Regions from separate parts of the Homo sapiens genome. Here region 2 is linked to region 1. A link is an interaction called in ENCODE POLR2A ChIA-PET data of the cell type or tissue named here. Cell type or tissue: MCF 10A. All regions are shown on one strand.

What was found. ChIA-PET counts read pairs that join two places held together with the same protein. Peaks named below come from ENCODE experiments on the same cell type or tissue, not always from the same donor. Only the 100,000 strongest peaks of a DNase experiment are listed, where the experiment ranks them.
Region 2: POLR2A ChIA-PET joins it to region 1 with 6 read pairs; 2 of 35 experiments call an interaction of 5 or more read pairs at or near these places.

What each region holds. Positions count from the first base shown.
Region 1 is chr15:91,975,693-91,978,192 of GRCh38, forward strand. The region is part of intron 2 of SLCO3A1 (solute carrier organic anion transporter family member 3A1); the gene reads left to right. Among named protein-coding and RNA genes, the nearest start is that of SLCO3A1, 120 kb to the left of the region's middle. In MCF 10A, no CTCF peak of the experiment used is centred here; no DNase peak of the experiment used is centred here.
Region 2 is chr15:91,820,274-91,822,773 of GRCh38, forward strand. No RefSeq gene overlaps it. Among named protein-coding and RNA genes, the nearest start is that of SLCO3A1, 32 kb to the right of the region's middle. In MCF 10A, no CTCF peak of the experiment used is centred here; a DNase peak (open chromatin) is centred at 1,378.

The DNA.
Region 1 (2,500 bases):
GCTAGCACAGCCTCCTCCTTCCTACGCCTCCACCTGACCTGTTCCTATAACTATGAGATTGCCCCTTACAGCCACCCAGTGGTGGACGCTCCAAGGCAGGCAAGAGGAGCAGCCTACTTTCCCTAGCACACACCAGCCTGAAGAGCTGTGCTAGTGGTGGAGTGAGGAAAGAACCCTGGCCCCAGAGGTAAAAGACCTCACTGAAGTGTGACCTTGGTCAGATCACTGAGCCCTGCAGTCCTCTTTGTTGTCTATAACCCCTGGGGTACTGTATTGCTTGCAGCACCTCACTTGATTATTGGGTTGTTAGAGAGAGGCAGTGTGTGTAGAGGTGCCTTATTATTATTATTTTTAATGTTAGATACTCTGCAAATGATGGACATTCAAAATAATTAGCAATGCTGCATTATTTCTTGAAGTGTGGCCAACCATCCACAGCCTGGGCTAGAAAGCAGAAATGGGGATGTTGATTGTGATGAGGGTCCCAAACTGTACTGGGGAGAAGATAGATGGAAGCAAAGAAACTCTATACACAGAGAATTTCAAAGAGTTAGTACCAAAAAAAGACTGTAAAATATCTTAATAACTTTTGTATTGACCATGCATTGAAATGACACTTCAGATATTTTGGATTAAATATTAAATATTATTAAAATTAATTTTGCATGTTTCTACTTTTAAATGTAGCTACTTTATTTTTTTTAACATAGTAGAAAATGTACAGCGTATTTTACTTTAGACCAGCTACATTGCAAGTGCTCACTAGTCACATGTGGCTGTCATTGGACAACACAGCTGTAGCCATGTACCAATTGCATTCTGTACGTGCCATTGGGCTTCGAGACTTTTTCCTCCTTCTCCTTGGAGTAGCCTCAACTCTATCGGGGAATCCACGTTGGGCACCAGATATCGGGGAATCTGCCCCGATATTCACGTAGGTTCTTTTCTATTTTCCTTAAGTGCCGGCCAGCTTGAGAAATAAAGGGACAGAGTACAAAAGAGAGAAATTTTAAAGTTGGGCGTCCGGGGGAGACATCACATGTTGGTAGGTTCCGTGATGCCCCACAAGCCGCAAAAACCAGCAAGTTTTTATTAGGGAGTTTCAAAAGGGGAGGGAGTGTGCAAATAGGTGTGGGTCACAGACATCAAGTACTTTACAAGGTAATAGAATATCACAAGGCAAAGGGAGGCAGGGCGAGATCACAGGACCACAGGACCGGGGCGAAATTAAAATTGCTACTGAAGTTTCAGGCACCACTGTCATTGAGAACATCTTATCAGGAGACAGGGTTTTGAGATCAACCAGTCTGACCAAAATTTATTAGGTGGGAATTTCCTCTTCCTGATAATCCTGACAGTGTTCTGGAACTAGATAGGGGTGATAGTTGTGAAACACTGTGAAAGTACCACAGTGTCACTAGTGGTAAATTTTTGCTACATGTCATGAATGATTGGATGGATGGATACATGGATTGTGCAAAAACGTACTGCCTGAGGTTTTGTCAGTGCAATGAGACCAGCAATCAATTCCTCATTGCCACCTGGGGGGTGACATGCACTGGTCTTCCCTACATTATGATGACCCAAGAGCTTCAGCCTCATGTTGCTGACCCTCCTTTCTGTATCCTCATGGCTCATTGAGAGAAGCGAAGGAGCTGTCTGAGGATGTTGTGATACGTTCCAAGTTGTCGGTAACACACTTAGAGGTGATATCTCCTGGCAGCTGCAGAGAAAGCCAGTTCAGTCAGTTTGGGGTTATTAGGGAGGAAGGGGAAAAATGGTGAGAATGTGCTCTAGGAAAGTGGGGTTCTCAGACATGGAAAACCAAATATGTCATGTTCTCACTTCTAAGTAGGAGCTAAGCTATGAGGACATAAAGGCATAGAGTGATATAACGAACTTTGGCAACTGGAGTGTGGGGACATTGGGAGGTGGGTGAGGGATAAAGGACTACATATTGGGTAGAATGTACACTGCTTGGGTGATGGGTGCACTAAAATCTCAGACACCACCACTAAAGAGCTAATCCAAAAAACACCTGTACCCCAAAAACTATCAAAAGTTTTTATTTTGGACAATAGCGTCCTAAGATACCTCGACAAAGAAAAATCAGAGAAGGTCTTTTGCAAGCAAACCTTATTAGAAATACTTTTTAATGGTTGAGATTAAAAACATATTTCCTAAATGATCCTCCCAGGAAACTCTGAAGTTCTTGAGGACAAAGACCTTGGCTATCTTGCTAATGTTGTCTCCCTGAACCTTGCATGGGTCCAGGCACTGAGTAGGCACTCAGTAAACACAGAGTATTGACTCAGATCCTGAATATTGAAATAATTGATTATTGAATCAGATAATTTTCCAAACAAAATGAATACCACCCTGTGCTTCTTGTTTGTTTTCTCCCATCACCCATTTCTGGGGAGTTTTTCAGGTTTCGCAGGTAGACCTAGGACTAGGAACATTGCTAAAGGTCATTGACCAAAGACAGAACTTCAGTCAG
Region 2 (2,500 bases), 160 kb before region 1:
CAGAAGAAAGAGGACAGTGTCTTAGGCTTTTTCTTCTTGAGGGTGTTGACCTAACCGCAGATCATTAACAATAGGGTAAATAGCATACAGTGAAAAATATGAAGTGAAAATCCACAAGGGGTCCAGTGTGGCTTCTAAAATGCTTTGCCAGTGGAAATCTTGCACTAGTTCTCAGTCATTCTTAAAACACAGTTACAGGAGAAACAGATGAGTTTGCCTTCCTTTGTCTATAAACCAACAGATTTAAGGAGCCTACTCACCCAATGTGGTGGTTAGTAAGATTAAACACATATAAATCATACACACCAATGCCTAACTTTTGATATCCTGCATTTTAAGTTATTGCAAGTGTTCTGAATGGTGTGTGGAAAATTTTCTCTCTGTTGACGGATGCCAGGCACCTTTAAATATAGAAGTATCCTCCTAGAAGGAATAAATTAATAAAATGAGGCACATCAAAGGTAGGTTTTATGTATTTTATTGAAGTAAACATGTTCATCAGCTCTGAGAAAGAACTGTGGCATAAGAAAAAGGGCTTGAGCACCCAAGATTTTCAACCATTTCTAGGAAAACCAGAAGTATTGTGCTCACTTATGGTGACTGAACAGACTATTCAGGTTTTATGATTATTAATAAGGTTTTGAACTAAAGAACTTTTCTTATAGATTAAAAAGGAAAAGAACCTCAATTTCAGTTCCCTCTATTTTGGAAAGGACAAAGCTCTTCACACAGATCTTAAAAGAAGCAGAAATGGAAGGGAAACCAGGAACATTCTAGAAAATAAGTCTTTCATTAATTTGGACTCTTTACAGCAGAAGAAACATAAGATAAGGCCATCTTTGTGATCCCTATATGCTCTGTTTACAGATCTGATACTCACATATCACCCTTTGCAACACTTCTAACAAACGGAATACCCTGGAAGTGACAAGATGTGGCTCTCTGTGTGGAACACTTACTCTGGGGAAAGCCAGCTGCCTTATGAGGTGACTCAGGTACCCTTACAGAGAGGGCTTTATGGTGAAGGGCTAAGGCTTCCAGCCAGCAGCTATGTGAGGGCACCATCTTGGAAGCAGATCTTTCAGCCTCAGTCCAGCCTTCAGATGACTCTGCAACTCCAGCCATCAGCTTGAGTGGCCCTGAGCAAGAACCAACCAGCTTAAATGGCTCCCAAGTTCCTGGCCTATAGAAACAAAGATAAGAAGGTTTGTTTCAAGCCTGTAAGTTTTAAGGCTTACATAGCAATAGATAACTGATAAACGGTATAATAATAGTAAAAAACTACAAACACGTATTGAGTTTACCGAAATATAATCTCCTGGTAGAAAGGAATCATGTCTATTTATCTTGCCATTGGCACCTCAGGGCTTGGCACAAAGCCAGTGCTTAATACATATGTGGTGATTCAGTAAAAGTGTAAGACCTTAGTCACATGGCTGATATATTACGTACTTTACACATATTTCCTAATTTAATTCTCCCAGCTACTCTATGAAATATATTTATTATCCTTATTTACAATCTGAGGCTTTGCAAGATTATATAACTAGATTCCTGAATCTCTGACTCCAGACCCACGGACAGGGTCTAGTCATGCTGATGTATGTTTTTGCACTTGCTGTGCAATCAGCTGGAGACACGGTATCCCTGCAGCTCTCGAGACTTAGAACTCTGACCATGGAACCAAAATGTGTCAACACTCCTGTGGAGACTGTAGCCAGCTTATGCTTCTGCGGGAAAGCAGAAGGAGCTCAGCTAGTTAGGATGGGAAGATACAAGTCAGCTTCTAGAGGGGAAGGATGGGCAGGACCTGCACAAGGTAAATAGAAACAAGCTAGTGTCCCTCTCAGCAGATCCTCCCTCCCTCTAGGTGGCTTCACACAAGTCTCGTCTCTGCCATTGGCAGCAACCTTTTAGGCTGGTTCAAAACCAAAGAAACAAAGTGCCCAGGTCTGTGCAGGTTTCACAAGACATCACCTGGATTCTCCAAACACAGCACACTCTGGGGATTAAGTTCTTGGATCCAAGACCCTGGATCACATTCCTGACCCCTCACTAAGCCCTGAGGGAAAAATGTTGAGTTGTTGAAAATGAGGTTAAAAGGGATTGAACTACCAAATCCAATCAACATTCAACATATACTGAACACTAACCACACTTTTGAGTAACTAAATATGTAGTTTGTTGGTGGTAAACTGGTTTATTGTTTTAAAACATAAAAATCTGGAGTATTGATAAAATTTATTAAGAGCATGAAGGTTTCCTTTTGTGCTGTTTTAGGGCTTTTAGCTTCATTTCATAAAATATTGTGGCTCTAGGATGAGATAAAATTAAACTTGGAAATAATCTTACCAGTATTTGCCCTTACAATTCTATCTAGTCCTACATTGAGGATGGCTATTTTTTTCTGAAAATTAAGTTTTAAATAGAGTTCCAGAAGCCAGTATGCCCCATGAGAGAATCTCAAGGTAATGTATCTTAATTTCCCCCAATAAACAGC